Linked DNA regions of Homo sapiens: region 1 is linked to region 2. Evidence: read pairs that join two places in POLR2A ChIA-PET (ENCODE). Cell type or tissue: PC-3. All regions are shown on one strand. Each heading gives the region's core, and the rest is flanking DNA. Links, peaks and the distances in the headings are about the cores only. Region 1 holds the start of LOC105376369 (a long non-coding RNA gene). Region 2 has its middle 59 kb from the start of LINC00702.

What was found. Peaks named below come from ENCODE experiments on the same cell type or tissue, not always from the same donor. Only the 100,000 strongest peaks of a DNase experiment are listed, where the experiment ranks them.
Region 1: POLR2A ChIA-PET joins it to region 2 with 5 read pairs; 2 of 35 experiments call an interaction of 5 or more read pairs at or near these places.

What each region holds. Positions count from the first base shown.
Region 1 is chr10:4,243,009-4,251,946 of GRCh38, forward strand. It overlaps LOC105376369 (a long non-coding RNA gene), which reads left to right and starts at 4,038. Exons shown (of 2, transcript XR_930588.2): 1 at 4,038-4,352. It overlaps LINC00702 (long intergenic non-protein coding RNA 702), which reads right to left and starts at 904. Exons shown (of 3, transcript NR_108040.1): 1 at 815-904; 2 at 496-679. In PC-3, for the core only: no CTCF peak of the experiment used is centred there; a DNase peak (open chromatin) is centred at 4,123; H3K27ac peaks cover 2,135 bases.
Region 2 is chr10:4,298,312-4,307,249 of GRCh38, forward strand. No RefSeq gene overlaps it. Among named protein-coding and RNA genes, the nearest start is that of LINC00702, 59 kb to the left of the region's middle. In PC-3, for the core only: no CTCF peak of the experiment used is centred there; no DNase peak of the experiment used is centred there.

The DNA of each region.
Region 1 (8,938 bases), core at 2,608-6,607, 55 kb before region 2:
TGTAGAAGAAATCAGTCCCCTTTGAGTTTAGGCTTGTCATGATGGCTCTGGGTTTCCTTCATTCACAGCAATCACACTTAAAATGTTTACAGTCTGAAGACCTGAAAAACATGTCCACACCCTTGAATTCGTTGTAGTTACACATGAGGTCAATGTTATCCATCTTCATTTATCAAATAAAGAAATTGAAAATATAGTCTGTCAGAAAATAATTCCAATTCAGATCTTCAAGAGTTCACGTTTTATTGTCCTATTGTACTAGAGCTATTTTTGTAAAACATACATCTTTAAGCTTTCAGACAGAATCGTGAAAACGTAAACTTATCACACACAACAGCATAATATGCAATGCAGTGCAGTCTAGGATATACGCATTAGTGTCAATTTTTAATTAAAAAATGCTGAATTTTGTTTAAAAAGTTTTTTTTTTTCCTGGATCTGGAAAAGGAAATGCTTTTCTGGAGTAAAACACAGAGGATAAGGTAGAATTCTTACCTGAAGTGCCTGTAGGAGATTCCAACGTGAATGCATTTCACACGCTTTTACAAGCTACTTTCTTCTCCTTTCTTTTTTCAATCATCTTAGCAGTCATTGTTTATTTTCTGGAGATGAGTAGTTTTTATTTATACTAGAAAGCCCATAGTTTTTACATAGGTTGCCTTTCATTCTTGGTAAGACACTGAGAAAAGGAGAAAAAGAAAACTTTAGAGATAGAGCAATGGTATAATTGATTGAATGTTACGTGAACTGTCAAGATCAGAACTTTCTCATACTATCTTAGGAATAAAAATATGTTCTGGTTAGTAATCCTCACCAAGTTTGGAAGGTTAGAGGTGACTCAGCCTCCATGAATGTGGTCTGGTCTTATTTTAAGAAGGGCTTCTGAGTCATGTGGAGTTGTGTCAAACTATGTGTTATGTTATGTTATTTTAAAAAGACAGCTTGGAGAGAGGAAATTGAACTATCTTTTTTTTTTTCCAAAAAACTCTGCCCTTTAATAGAAGAAAAGGGCAAGTTATTTCCCACAAATCTCACTCTATGTAATGTAGCCTAGAATGTATTTTTACCACAGATATATTCTTAAAGTAGTTTGGCATGACCTTACTTAGAGTATTTTAAGTTTGTGACTTGAATTGTTTTTGCTTAATATTTATCCTTAGATGTGGTTGAATGCACTGTTCATAACTGAATAAATTTACTATCGATCCATTATTATCGTGATTGTTCACCTATTCAAATTGATAGCTACACAGATACATGTACTATTTTTATCAATATTCAAAATGCATAATGTTAAGTGAACTTCAATTTTCTCAACTCAGAAAAGTAGCAATAGAATAAATCTTGCCTATCTCCCTGAGTTGCAATAACATGTAATAAAATCCTTGGAAAAGTACATCAGATAATGACGGGTTCATGATGGCTCACGTTGACTGGTAATGCCATGGCTTACAATTGAGTATGAAGTCTGCACTGCGGCTCAGCTGAGGGAAAGGCACATCCAGGTGGGTGAGCAGGTCTGCTACAGGAACTCACTCTTGCATTCTAACTTCCCTGAGCCTTTGGGTATGTTTCTCGATGTTATACCAAGAACGTTCTGACATTTTAACCTCAAGTCGTATAGGTCACCTCTGGTTCCATGATTCAGCCAACCGATTGAGAAAATTATTAGTGCCATTATTAGACCCTCAAGCTAAGACACTGAATCAATAAATCCGCTTCAAAACATATACCATGATACAATTGTATATTATTTCCATCTTAATCCCACACTCTTAAGATACATTGTCATTCTTATTTCCCAGGGTTTGTTGATATTAATTGGCAGATCATGCAACTCTTTGGATGTGTATCATATCCCATCACAGGTTTGAGACTTGAGTCAACTCTAGGTCTAAAAGGAAGAAAAAGGAGTGGGAGTAGAACTTAATGAAGATTAGTAGGGCTCTCAATGCAGTACTAATGGGCGGTGGTGGGCATTAGAGATTCTTCAAGAAAAGGGAGACTAACTTCCTCAGGCACGGCTGCAGACTGCTTCTACTGGCCAAGAAGGCAAGGAAAGCTGTCAGAATTAAGGGCTCTAGGTTTCCAGATTAACTAGAATTTGCTCATATATTCCCTTCCCAAACCTCAGAATCCCACTCCTTCCCAGTAAATGTCCTAAATTTAATAAAAGAGACTCTATGAGGTTTGGAATTCAATTTTGGCTATAATTCAGCCACCCACAGGATGAAACTTTGGGTTTCCTGTTCAAAAACCTTGGCTCTCTGGCTACAGGAGATAGGATTTCTTTCAGGACCAATCTAGAAGCTTTCAGGACCCTTATATAGAACTTGATCTTGGTACTTAAAGCCCTGAATTTCTCCAGTGTAGTTAGAACTAGCCAACCAACACAATTATATTCATCATTTTCATTAAAATGGTCAAACTCAATAAATTCTTGGTTACTCAGATGGGCACTTAATAAAAGATGTGTAAAGGTGATAATTTGAGTCTTTCTTTCTTTCTTTCTTTCTTTCTTTCTTTCTTTCTTTCTTTCTTTCTTTCTTTCTTCCTTTTCTTTCCTTCTTTCTTTCCCCTCTCTCTTTCTCTCTGTCTCTCTATCTCTCTTTCTTTCTTTTTTTTTCTGACCTCTCCATCTGATGCTAGGAACTACTTACCCCTCTTTTACCACTGTGAATAGGGTACTTAGTGCTTTTAAATCTAATCAGATCAGAAAAACAATTCCAAACACACACACACACGCATACACACACACACACACACACAGAAACAACTCAAAAACTGTACCCTTAAGATCCCATTCCTCTGAAACCACCCTTAGTACCAAATTCTGTGTAAGTCAGGTTTAAACCAGAAATATAGCAACTCTACAGATTTGTCTTCAGGTATTTGACCTTACACAACATTGGGAGCTGGTTAAACCATCTCTGCAGAGTTGCCTTTGTGTCTAATGCTGGATCTTGAAGTCCATAGACTGGACACCTGAGAAGAAAACATGGGTATAGGGTGGAGGAGGAATGGTGAGCTGGGCCCCAGAAGCACAGGTTGAAGCCCAAATGACAGACTGAGCTCATGTCAGTTCTCATCACCTCCACCTTTGCTTATGTGGGTGCAGAGGACGGGACTCTGTGTCATGGAGCTAAACACACACACATCTAGCCCAGGAATCAAAGAAGCTTCAAAAAGAGGAAGATGCAAGTTCGGCTGGTGCCTCCCATCAATATCTGCAGATAAGTGACAATGTATGTAAGATTTTTTTTTTTAAAGGCAATCTGGACAATACAGTAAAACCTCATCTCTACAAAAATTTAAAAATTAGCTGAGCTTGGTGATGCATGCCTGTGGTCCCAGTTACTCAGGAGGCTGAGGTGGGAGGATCACTTGAGCCCAAGAGGCAGAGGCTGCAGTGAATTGAGATTGCACTGCTGCAATCCAGCCAAGGCAACAGAGCAAGACCCTATATTAACTTGTTTTTTTAGAGGAAAGGCTGCTCCTCCATTTCCCCAGGCTAAATCTTCCACAACAGTGGCTACAAACATTAAGAAACATAGGAAAGATTGTCCTTGAGAATGTAGTTCGTTTGAGCCTAGATGCTACCTTACAAAGTTATCACATCACTTTGCTTTCATTTTCCATTTTCTTTTGCAACTTTTTATCTTTCTCTGCCTTCCAAACTTTCCTACTGCAATGCAGAGTATATTCTTGTTTTTCTTCACGTTTATTTTTAGGATGCAGCTATAGGGAACGTTGATTAAATGTCTGAGGACTTTCTTCTAAGGTTTTCTAATTGCTTCAGCAAAACTGCTTAATGGCTATTTTTAAGTCCTCTAGAGGCATTCTTAAAAACCAGCACACTGCTATCAAATTCCACTTGCTCTTCCACGAAGGTTTTCAGAATATTTCTTTATCTTATCATCACCATCCTCAACAACATCATTGTTAAGTAAAACATGGCACACGTGGCCATGAGCTACACATCTAAGTTTCTCTACTGACCTTCTGTGATGAATACGATTTCATTGTCAAATAAGTAATTTAGGGATCCTTGTCTGTTTCCTGTTCTAATCTCAGGGGTACTCACTACATGATGAGTAACACAAGAGGATGAGATGAATCACTGCACCAACGTAGTTTAATTTTTAGTTTAATTTTTGTGGTCAGTGCTTTACTGGCTTGGGATTGGGAGAGCAAAGAAATAATGAAATTTGAGGTTAGAGAAGCTCTGGCTTCCCATTGAAGGTATGAGAGGAAAAGAAACCTAAGAAAGAAAGAAGCTGGGCAAACATGGCTCCATGTACCCTGGGTTTTCTCTTACACTGGTCCTGCTTTGAGGATGAACACACACAAGGGTAAGGCATGGGAGAGGGCATGGAGCAACTGTCTAAGTTATGATCGAATAAAAATGCAGCATTGCTTATTCAGGATCGACAAGTAAATACAGTGGGATCAGGATTACTTCTCGCTGCCAGCATTTTGATGAAGAAAGGTATTCAAAAATCTGCTTCTATGGAGGTACAATTTCACACAGACTTACATTGCCAACTTTCACTTGACGGAAACTTTGTAGACACAATGCAGAACCTCTTCTCCGGAAGCAGATTATGTCAGCAGGACTTTAGTGTGTTGATTTAGGGAAAGGCAAAAGGTGATGGTGTTGTAATTAAAAAAAAAGGGGGGGCCCACACAGAAAGTCCCAAACTAATTGTTTAGAAGATGATTTTGTGGGGTGGCATGAAAAAAGTTTGGATGAAACATTTTAACTTTTTAACGTTCAGCAGCTTCGTATCCTACGATGAAAATCTCTCTCCCTTACACTCATCAGCTCACTCTTACCTGGACCATCCTCATTAATCAATGCGCCCACATCTTCCCCATTTAGTGAGGCTCCCAAATTCTGCACATCAAGTTCAAAGAGCACATCACATACAAAGAACAGAAGCTTATTTATTAATTTAAAGCTGATTCAAACTTCCCCTTAATACCCAATCCAGAAAGTTAAGACTGATTCTAAATGTTAAAGTGTGTTCAGGAAACATGGTCTTGTTCATCAACTCAGATTTCCTCCAGGTTCCTGAGCAAGGGGGAATTGCCTGGGCCCCGTGCATAACTCCTTCTCCTGGTTCACGCTTCTTGTGTGTCCCTGAAGATGTTCCTTGTCATTCTGGTTGCTAGACGCCCTAGTGACACTTGATTCCAGTTCTCTGAGTGGTGAGTTCAGTGTATTCTCATGACTTGGTGATTTAGCTGGACTCTATCTATCTAATATCAGGCCTTGAGGTCAGTACGTACACCCTGGCATCTGGATCTGACCCCATTCAGTCCTCAGCCAGTGCAGCTCTCCCTGCAGACTTCGGCTGGTTTGTTGAAGCACCTCCAGAAAAGCTCCTTGGCTCTGTACTCAGAACCCTCCTAATCCTTTGGGCAAAGGAAAACAACTGCATTGCTATCATATTGCAGACACCCTAAGGATGCCTCAGGAAAGATCACCCCAGGCTCTCCCCGCCTCACCAAGCTGCATGCTCACAGATACTGCATTATAGGTAATGACAGCAGCATCATAAGTGGGTAAGTGGGCACCCTGTTCATCAGTCTTCTCTCTCATCCCAGAGAGACAGCCTTTCCTCCTAGCTGCTGCTCAAAATCCTTCCCCTTCTGAAAGAGGGTCGGAGAATGTGTGCCCCAACATTGCCCCCTTCTGTCTCCATCTCTCGTGCTTCCACCTTTCTGTCCAGGTGTTACCCTATTTCTTATCTCCTCCCGTCCTCTGTTGGCTTCTGCTCTCCCTCTTTCCTAGAGCTGTGGTGATTGAACAGCGCCAGAGAACATGTTTCATTGAGAATATATAGGAAAATATATTAGTTTAATATTTTTAAAACCTATCTCTATTAGGTCATTTGAAAAAACAACAGGCAAACAAAATCCCTCCCTACTTATAGACCCATCTTTCCCCTGTCCCAGGGAAGTGTCTCAAGAATATAGACTATATTTTGCCGCTGTCTTCTCACCAACTTTTCACGTCTTAATCCCTCAGCCTGACCGCCACCCCCTTAACTCCACTGATATATTCCTGACCACCAATGATTCCCAGGCCAGCAAATCTAATGACAACTTCCATGCATCTTCCTTAACTATGAAAGAGCATTTGTACTACTGATCTCTCCTTTGTGAAACACTTATGTTTTCGGTTTCAAGTAGACGACCTGCACTGATTTTTGTCTGACATCAGTGACTTAGCCTTCTCAGTCTTTTTTATTTTTATTTTTTTTCAGTGTCACCTCTAAACATAGAACAATCTGTGTTGGAGTTACTTAAGTGCAGGTCATCTTCATATTCACTCTAGACTCTTCCTATTCACTCCCACAATTCCCATTGTCAGCTCAACATCAATGAAACACTAAAATAACAAAGGAGCGCTACAGCTCTTCTGAAATTGGAAAACCCATATCCTACTGCACACCTACAATCTCCCCGTGATGCCACTGGGTCATTCCCATCTCAGTTACCATACCTTGGCCCAACCTGCCATCATCTGTTGCCCCAGATACTGAGAAAGCTATTAGCTGTTATCTTTGCACCCATTCCAAGAGTCCTCTAGGAACTTCTCCATGCTGTAGCCAGAAGGGTTTTTCAAGATAAAAATGTTTTTTACATGACCCTCTCCACTATTTTAAAATCCTTCTGTTTTTATCTCCCCCTTTCCTTTTTTTCTTTTTCTTGAGACAGCCTCATTCTGTCACCCAGGCTGGAATGCAGTGGCACAGTCTCAGCTCAATGCAATCTCCACCTCCCAGGTTCAAGCGGCTCTCCTGCCTCAGCCTCCTGAGTAGCTGGGATTACAGGTGCCCAAAACCATGCCTGGATAATTTTTGTATTTTTAGGAGAGACAGGGTTTCACCATGTTGGCCAGGCTGGTCTCAAACAACTGACCTCAAGTAATCCCAAAGTGCTGGGATTATAGGCATGAGTCACTGTGCCTGACCTCTCCCTTGCCTCTTAAAAAGCAAAAGCCTACTCATGACCTCTCCGTGGGCTACCTCTTGTCTCATGTGGCTGTGTCCCTCTGCTGTCCCTTTGCTTTTTGTGTTTCAGAGACATTGGGTCCTACAATGTGCCAATTTTTATCCTGCCAGGGACTTTCGTACATAAGATCTCAGTCTTACTCCCACTGCCACATCCCTCAGAGTCCCTTTTTCTCTGGCTAACTGCTACTCATCCTTCAAACCTGAGCTCAAATATCATATCCTCAGGGTAGATACTCATCGCCATTTGGTCTCACTCAGTCTTTTGTCTTCCTTGGCCTGTGTTGCTCTACTTCCCTGCAGTATCTACACCTCGGTCTTAAAATATCTGTGTAGCATGTGTCAACATGTCCTCCCTCTTGGAGGCCAAGAAATATTCCATTGTATGTAGACACCACATTGTGTTTATTCATTTACCAAAGAACATTTGGGTTGCTTCCACTTCTTGGCTATTGTGAATAATGTTGCTATGAATATGGGTGTACAAATATCTCTTCAATATTCTGTTTTCACTTCTTTCAAGTATATATGCCCATAAATGGAATTGCTGAATGATGTAATAATTCCATTTTTAACTCTTGAGGAACCACCATAGTTTCTCATAGTGGCTACGTCATTATTTTATGTTCCTACCAACAGTATGCAAGGTTTCCAACGGCTTTACACCTGGCCAACTCATGTTACTTTCTGTTTTATTTTCTGTTCTTGTTTTTAATAGTAGTCATCCTAATGCATATAAGGCAATATCTCACTGTGGTGTTAATTTGCATTTCCATAGTGATTAGTGATGTTGAACAATTTTCATGAGTTTATTGGCTTATTTTATGCCTTATTTAGGGAGATATCTATTCAAGTCTTTTACCTACTTTCAATTGGGTTATGCAAGTTTTCTGTTGTTCTTCCTTTGTCATATTTTGTAAGTCCTAAAATTAAAAATTAATTTAATGTGCATTGTCCCTGCTCAGCAATAAATTACTTTTGCAGTTTTTAGATACCATTGCTGATAAATGTCTTCTATCTAAAAGTACATAAAAGAATGTCATATTTGTAAATAGCTCTTTCATCATGATTCTTTTATTTTAGCTCAAAAAGTTAAACCATTGTTTTTCTTTGGTCTATGGTGGGGGTACAGGGATAGTGGAGTAGTTTTCTATTCTATTGCAGATACACAAATCCCAGATAATTATTTTTCGACAGTTTTGGAAGTAACATTTTCTTAGAATGTTTTCCGTACTTCTACCTATGGTAGAGATGCAAAAGGAAGGGCTTATAATGGATTGATGGGAGCTAGCAAATAGGCTTGAGAGTATCAAAGAGGTGAGCTTGGTGGAGGAGACACTCATTTCTCTGCACACATCAGTTCCTCATTCTTCCTGGTCAGAGGTGTCCAGGAAGACTGTAATTCCCAGCTCCCACATAACCATGGGATCCAGTTCTCATCAGGAGACTATGAGCACCCATGATATGCTCAACTTGAATCTAAAAGACCTCTTTCCTTCCTGCTAGATGTAAGTTGCAAAGATTGGAGCATCTCAGGATAATGTGTTTTGAGGATGGTGAGCTGCTCAGGTCACCTGGTTCTGGATTTGATACCTTGTGGATGGACCTGCCTATCCACCCTAGACTACCACTGGACAGAGAAGGAAACTTCTATGTGGTATTGCAATGAACCATTGCATTTGAGGTCAATTTGTTAGAGTAGTTTATTTTCTACTCATATGTGCTTGTTTGTTTCTTGTTTTACACTTGCTTGAGTCACTTCTTTGCAGATCGAAATGCCATTTATTTGTAGAACTGAGTAAGGCTCACAGGGCAAGGGTACAAAACAAAACAACACAGCAAATCTTAGGGTAGGCATTCTCCATGCCTAAAGAATTTATGCGATATTTTTTTCTAAAAAGTCAAAAGAATTTGTA
Region 2 (8,938 bases), core at 2,392-6,391:
TATGATTTTAACTACACTAAGTACCTCTTATAAGTGGATAATACATTTATCTTTTTATGTCTAGCTTATTTCACTTAGCATAATGTCCTTAAGATTCATCCATGTTATAGCATGTGTCGATATATCCTTCCTATTTAATGCTGAATTACAGCCTATTGTGTGTGTGTCACATTTTGCTTAATTATTCATCTATCCTTGGGTTTCTTCCAAGTTTTAGCTACTGTGAATAATGATGCTCTGAGCATGGGTGTACAAATATATCTTTGAGATCCAACTTTCTATTCTTTTGGGTCTATACCCAAAAGTATAATTTCTGAATCATATGGTAAATCTATTTTTAATATTTTAAGAAAGCATCTGATATGGTTTGGATTTTTGTCTTCACTCAAATCTCATGTCGAATTGTAATCCCCAGTGTTGGAGGAGGAGGGGCCTAGTGGGAGGCGATTGGATCATGGGGGCAGATTTTCCAGTTGCTGTTCTCATGATAATGAGAAAGTTCTCATGAGCTTTGGTTGTTTAAAAGTGTGTAGCACCTCCCCCTTCACCCTGTTCCTCCTGCTCCAGCCATGTAGGATGTGCCTGTGTTCTCTTTGCCTTCCACCATGATTGTAAGTTTCCTGAGGCCTCCCAACCCATGCTTCTTGTACAGCCTGTGGAACCATGAGCCGATTAAATCTCTTTTCTTTATAAATTACGCAGCCTCAGGTAGTTGTTTATAGCAATGCAAGAATGGGCTAATACACCACCATACTGTTACCCATAGTGGCTGGACCATGATCATTCCCACCAATATTACACAAGGGTTCCAATTTCTCCAGACCCAGATCCAGATCCATACCAATACTTTTTATTTTTTGTTTATTTATATATTTTTTATATAATAGTCATCCTCTTGGATGTGAACTGGTATCCCATGGTGGTTTTGATTTGCATTTCTCTAGTGATTAGTGATGTTGAATAGCTTTTCATGTGCTTATTGACCATGTCTTCTTTGGTGAAATAGCTATTCAAACTTTTTGCCCATTTTTGAAGTTTCTTCCTATTGCTAGTTTGCTGAGAATTTTTATCAATACTGGTTTCGAATCTAGTGAGATGATCCTATGTTTTTTCTTTATTAGTCTGTTCATATAGTGACATATAGATTGATTATTCAAATGTTCAGCCAATTTGAATTCTTAGGATAAATGCCACTTGAATATCATGCATTATCCCTTTTGTATTATATTTACATTTAATTTACTAGATTTGGTTAAGAATTTTTGTATTTGTAATTGATGAAAGACATTGATCAATAGTTTTATTTCCTTAGAGTGTTTTTTGTTTGGCTTCAGACTCTTGGTTTCAATCTCCAGATAATCAGTGTGATGCTTTTTTATATTTTGCATGTCTCTAGTTAGCATCCTCACTCTTTTCTCCAGCTTCTTGAGCATATGGAATACAATTATGGTCATATAGTGTTTTAATAGCCTATCATCAGTGTCATTTTTACATCTCTATCTACTGATAGATTTTTCTCCTCCATATGGGCCAGATTGTCCTCCTTCTTTGCATGGCCAGTATTTTTCACTGGATATCAGGCATTGTGAACTTTACTTTATTGGGTGCTATATATTTATTCTTATAGTATCCTTGACTGTTGTTCTAGAATGCACATCAGTTACATGGAAACAGTTGGATCCTTTTGTGGTCTTATTCCAGGCTCTATGATATGGGATGAGGCAACTGTTAGTCTAGTAAAATTTCACTCTGCTGCTGAGGCCATACGTTTCTGAAAGCTTTTTCTGAAGTCCATGGAGTAGGAAGCTTTCTGCTCTGGCTGGTGGGAACACAATCTATTCCTGAGACTGTGTCAGCCCCAGAGCTTGCTTTTTTTTTTTTTTTTTGCTCCCTTTAGTTGGGTCTCTGCCTTCTTTTGCATAGTTTTCTCACATTTACAAGCTCATCAACACTCATGTAAAGACACAAGGGAGCCTCTGCTGATCTTGCAGCCTCTTGTGAACTGCTCTCTCCTCTTCCTGACTCTGCCCTACAGACTTCAGGCCTCCTGCAACCTCAGCCCTATATCCCCAATGCAGGGACATGGCTGAGCTCCGCTTGGATTCCCCTGCACTGCTCTGTGGCCAAGAGACGAACCCCGTGAAGAAACCAGGCCAACCTCAGTGCTCACCGGATCTGCTTCTCTCTTTCAGGGAACATTTTCATTTATTTTACTAATGTCCAGCATTCATGTATGCTGTTAGGTTTTTAAGTTGTTTCTGGAAACTGAGGCAAGTCTGGTCCTTGTTACTCCATCTTTGCCAAAAGTGGAATCGTTCAGCTGATTTAATATTAAATTTATTCTAGGACTCAATTTTTTACCTCTAACTAAAGCCTATCATACTGATGATATTGCCTGCATCTATGAGTTTTTAAACCCTTAATTTTGTTCTTCCCAGCTTAGGCACAGGTGGCTGAGAAACAGACCGTATTTGCATATAGGATGTTCTTCCGGCAACTTTGTTGCTGACTTGTTTCCTCCAGAATTGTCCTTAGAGCAGCCTCACCTGCACAACATTGTCATTGAATAGTTTTCTTTTTTTCCTGAGGTCAATAGAGCCAATTTCAGCATTATCATTAGCAAAGTTTGTCCCATTCATCATGGTCTGTGTTTTAGAAAGGGGTATCAGCTCTCCAGCACACATAGTCTTTCAATCGTTTCATGTTAACACGATTGGTGCAGTTTTAATTATTTTCTTGTTTGTCTTTTTAAACTAGGAGTTTAAAATGACCTATTAAAATGAGGTGTAATTATACTACCAAACCCTTATTTTTTACTTGCTTTGACTTACTTATTGATTATCAATTTGGGTGAGAATGAAGAATTCTATATTTGAAAGTGTTGCAGACTCATGAGAAAATGTATTTTTTTATTCTGTCAGTACTTACACGATATCCTTTGGGAATTACTTAGTAATCATATAAGCTTTCGGACTTATATTGAAAATGGATGACTTAGAAAAAGATAACTTGAAAACCGTCTCATTGTTGTATTCTTTCCTCCTGCTTGTGAAGGTGAACTTATTTTGGAATGAATTAGTAGTGTGCTGTCATTAAATGTGAGTATCTGCCCTGTTAATCATCCTTCCCAAGTCTAGCAGCATTCTGGCAAAACCGTTGTTGAGGATGAAAAATCATAAGTCATCCACTTTGAAGGCTTCACAGCTTTAATAAATGTGATGTGTCAGCTACTTCATTTCTGAGGGATTTTTTTCCTATAATTTTCTCAGAAGGAGTCAAGTTATAAAAGAGCCTACTTTCATGCAAATAAATTGCACGTTCTGGCTCAGGTTGCCCTGATAAATTTTACACTTAATAAATAATAAATGAAGATACAAGAATGAAGAAGTGTTAAAGAGACAGCACTTTACTCCTAGAAAGAGATTTTTGCTGAGAGAGCTGGCCTCAGTTTCTGGCGGGTAGCTAGGAATCTGACATACAACAATAACAACGACTGTGATTTGTTTTAGAAAATGATTTATGTAATAAATATCCCCAGTCCCGTTTTCTTTCTTTAGTAATAGCTATATTTAGTTCATTTTAAATGGAATGATTTAACACTGAATGTAAAACACATGGTTGGATGCCTTAGGAGACAGAATACAGAATTCTTATAAATTTTTTTCATTAGTATACTAGCCTTTAGTTCAAGGGAAACAGCTATTTAAACAGCTCATAGTGTTTAATTAAGAGTTGTGGCCGGGCGCGTTGGCTCACGCCTATAATTCCAGCACTTTGGGAGGCCGAGGCGGGCGGATCACGAGGTCAGGAGGTCGAGACCATCTTGGGTAACATGGTGAAACCCCATCTCTACTAAAAATACAAAAAATTAGCAGGGCGTGGTGGCGGGCGCCTGTAGTCCCAGCTACTCGGGAGGCTGAGGCAGGAGAATGGCATGAACCCGGGAGGCGGAGCTTGCAGTGAGCCGAGAGAGCTCCACTGCACTCCAGCCTGACCGACAGAGCGAGACTCCGTCAAAAAAAAAAAAAAAAGTTTGTAAATGTGAACATTTTGAAGAGAAAAGTGCATCATAGTCTAGACATTCTTTAGAATACTTACGTGTGTTTTCTACCTGTTACATAAAAAAAAAACCTATTAAAATGGTACAGTTTTATTTTAATATCCAGTAGATTCTCACAAATATATTTGGATATTTTACTGAATGGATACAAATCCCTTACCAGTGATATTTTCCTGTAGAAGGATAATCGTTTGAATTAAATAGAAGCTCACTCTTCAATCATTCTGTACTCTGAAGCTTTCGGATGCTACTTCTAAAGGTTGCCAATTAAAGCTTTCAGATTGTTTAAAATATCTCCTTTTTCTAAGGATTTTCCTGACTTGGTAAGGAGAGGAGGATAAAATTCAATATTTTCAAGTCCCCTCTGATGGGATGTTAGAAAGTGACAGATGGCAGGTCACTTCAATAATGTTCAACATGGCTTGGTTACAAAATGTCAGGAATTGAGCTGTGTAGTTTTGTATTTTTTATGATTTCTTGTTTAAGACTTCCCTGAGCTGTGTCTTTTCTTTTTCCTTTGCTTTTATGATTCCTTTTGAGTACTCCAAAGTAGAGTAAGAAGTTAAACTCCCTTGTCACAGTGAGAGGGGATGTATTAGTCTCCAATGACTGCCATAGCAAATTACCACCAACTGGGTGGCTGAGAACAGCAGCGGTGTATTCCCTCACAGTTCTGGAAGCCAGAAGCCTGGAATCAGCGTGTCAGCAGTGTCACGCACTTTCTGGTGCTGTGTTGAATCTGTCCTTGCCTCCTCCTTGCTACTGGCCATCAGTCCTTGGTTTGCAGCTACATTACTGTAATCTCTGCCTCCGTCATCACATGCTATCTCCCTGTGTCTCTGACTCGGCATTTCCCTTATTTACTAGGACATGAGCCATCCTGGATTAGGGTCCACCCCGATGACCTCATCTTAACTTGATCACATGCTGTGAAGATCCTATTTCCATAACCAGTGGGTACCAGGCTTAATACCTGGGTGACAAAATAATCTGTACAACAAACCTCTATGACACAAGTTTACCTGTATAACAAACCTGCACATGTACCCCTGAACCTAAAATAAAAGAAATAGATATTTAGCTAAGGGTGGTGGTGCCAACCTTTGATTTCAGCTACTCGGGAGGCTGAGGTGGGAGGATCCTTTGGGCCCCAGCATTCGAAGCTGCGATGAGCTATGATTGCACCACTGCACTCCAGCCTGGGCAACAGAGTGAGACTTTGTCTCAAAAAATAAATAAATAAGTGAATTACAAGTCCAAGGTTGGACAGATGGTTGCTGGGCAGAAAAGAAAAAAAAAAGATCACATTCACGTTTACAAAGGCTAGGACTTCTACATGTCTTTTGAGAGGACACAACTCAAACCATAACAGGGTCCCATTCTATCAAATGACTGTTTAAGAAAGTGACACATTATTCTCATTCATTTAAAAAGCATAATTTTGTATCAGGAGTATTATCCATCACTAATGAATGTGACCATCCAGATCCATTTAATGAAAAATAAATATTGAAAAAGTAGATATTAGGCTTATTTGTATTATCCCCAGGCTTTGTTTTATCTTTCATTGACAACATAGGCATCACATATTTCATTGATATGGCTTTTTATATCTATGAAATAGTCTCATATTGGTTGACATTCAACTTAATTCTACTTTGTTCTTGAAAGCACAGTATTGAATATTCTAATGGCACTGTTCTGGACTTATTTTTTCTGATACATTTTCATAAGCACATTAGGCTTCTCTTGTCTAAAGATCATTAGCTCTTCCTTACACTTTTCTTTACATAAACCTCTCAGTTCTTTTCTAATGAATGGCACTGGTATCCACTCAATTTTACAAGTCAAGTGTCTGAGCCTCATCCTTGACAAGTCCCTGGCTCTCTCCTGTGTCCATTTGCTCACCAAATCCTGCCAATTTTACTTCATAATTTCCAAATCTGTTCAAATCACTTAAGCCATCTCTCATGTGCACAACCTCAATTGCTCTCCCACACTCCTACATCCACTCTCACTTCCCACTAACTTAATCTCCACTTATAACCACAGCAAGTTTTCTTTTTTAATTAAGCCATGTCTCTCTTTAGCTGAGAAAACTGAATGAGAATTTAACTGTCTCTAGATAAAGATGAAAATCTCATGGCCGATTTCTAGGCTTGCCTTACTAGACTTACTGCCTTGTCTACCCGCTATGTATCTGGTCTTGTTGTAGTCAGATCAGGCTGTTATAGCAAATATACCACAGATTGGCAGCTTAAACAACAACATTTATTTCTCACACTTCTGGAGGCTGGGAAAGCGAAGATCAAGGTACCTGCAGATCCAGTATCTGGGGTTGGCTCCTTTCTTCTTCGTGCCCTCACATGGCAGAGAGCAGAGAGAGGAAGCAGGCACCCTCCTGCCTTCTTAGAAGGGCTCTGATCCATTCATGAGGGCTCCTTTTTCATGACCTCCTTTCCTCTGCAAAGCCCCATCTCCTAGTACTATCACGCTGGGGATTCGGTTTCAGCATATGAACTTGGGGAGACACAAACCATCATCTGTAGCCAACCTCCAAGAATACTTTGGTTCTTTTCTTGGAAAGCACAGTGCACTTCTAGCCTTTGTAGTCTTGTATGAGCTACTTATTCAATCAGGAACACACCCCTCCCCATTATCTCTCATTTTTCCTTCTTCTTAGTAAATATCTATTCCTATTTCATATCTCAGACCAATTATCGCTTTATTGACACATTGTCAATGGCTTCCCTGTCGTCATCCTCTCTTTTACATGCTCATAAAGGACACTTTATCTTCCTAGAAAACTTACAGCAATTATAAGTAAGTAAATGTGGAATTTACTGTTTGATACTTGTCTTCACCGATAGAATGTAAGTTCCAGGAGGACCACGATCTGGTTTGCTTCCTCATCATACTGTCCCCAGATTCTAGTATTTACCAGCATCTGTTGAGTGAATTAAGTACTTGAGACTGAAACTTAAATAATTACAATTTCTATTCTCCTGTAATTCTCATAAAATTTTGCTCCTCGGTGTAGGCTTTCATGTGAGTCGTAGACAGTGTAAGAAATGTTTATTTATTTAAAGAAATGTATTATCACAAAGATCCAAATATTGAGGGAGACAGTACTTGTTTTGTAATCAAGGCAGGGTAGGAGAAGGTCTTCATGCTGACATCCAGGATGGAGTAGAATAATTCTCAATGGCTGTGTATCCCCTGAACAAAGCCTCTCTATTGAGAGGACACCTGAGTCTGAGAATATTTTTATTGTAGGTAAAAGAGTGCAGCAAAATGCAAGTAATTTATTTTCTGAAAATAGAAGTATAAATAATGTATTGAATATATGAAACAAAATTTGACATAACATACTTCTCCAATCCAATGGGAATTCAGGGCACTATTAACAATAAAATGGATGTATGGTATAAAAAAACAGCTTCAAAGGAATGAATGCCCCATGCGTAGCCACAGTGTGTCCCTTGCAGTGCCACTGTCCCACCTCATGCTGATTACTTTCTTGGACACTTGGAGCTGTGGCCGAAGCTTTTGGACAAGACCATTTTATCCAATCCACTTCCCTCTTTTAGAGAAGAGGGAGGTGTCCGATAGGAAAAGAGATAGAGACCAACTCCTATAACTAGTGTCACAACTTGTAATTTAACCAATGGGAAGAGATCTCTCATTCTTGGCCTTCTTCCTGAAAAGCTCAGTGCACTTCACTTATTTGTAATATTTAATGTTAACTTTTTACATTCTGGTGAATCAAATGGAAAGCCTCTGCAAAGAAAATCATGGGGTCCATTTTCAGTATCTTTTTGTCATTTCAGGGGTCTCCTATCACTGGGTGCCCAGTGAGTTACTTAGTCTTAATTTGTTAGCTTTTTCTCAACTGAAAATTGGATGAAATTATTTATTTACTACAGAAGATTATAGTTAGGAATGCTTATTCCATGCATATAGTGATCATTAAAGTTAGCTACTATTTCCCCCTACCAAAGACATGGATCATTTGAACTACACTGGCAAAGTCCAGCTGTACTAACCCACGGGAGAATCCTACTGTGTCTCCTGCCCTGGTCTTAAAAGGACTCTTCTCTTTTACACAATTGACTTTCTCATCAATAAACTTTTTTATATTTAGAAAGGAAGTTCTTCAGTTCTGACAGTGTACACAGCCAAGTCTATATGGTTACAATTTTTGAGGCAGATTAAGATGGTTCCAGAAATAAGGACTGATTATACTTCCTATAGAGAGCCAGCATAATCTGCCCATTGAAAGATTTACATAGAAAACAAAGTGGATTCATTCAGCTCTTTTTGGAGTTGTAAAGTTCCTGCTTTACCCTGAAGGTGTCAGAAAAAAAAAATAGGATGTTAGGGTATTGCACGAAGTGTTTGATAATAACAAACATCTTTGAAAATATGAATCTTTTCCTTTGCTTAGCTTTGAGAATGAGAACATATGTCTTTGTAGATTCCTGACTTTCTGCATAAACATTTTCTCTTTTGGAAAAAAAATATGAATTTCCTCTGATAATGCTCTGAGAACATTCTTAAAAGCCCTAGAGAGAAGGAAAAAAAATTAGTCTAAGAGCCTCATCCCCACAAGATTTTTCTGTTGATTTTTTAACAAGTATGACCTTCAGCAAATCTGGTAGCACGGTAACATGTACTAGGGCAGTGCCTTATTCCATGAAATAGAACTAAAAACAGCTGCTGCACAGTAAGTTCCAGAAAGGCGGGGCCTCTGTGCTTACCTGTGCTCATAACCCAGCCTGAGAACAGTCCGGACCATGCCTGGCAAATCACTTTTCTGTGTTTTCCCAACTTGGGCCAACATTCTCCTTGCAGGTACAAACAGGTAAGAAAGGAATT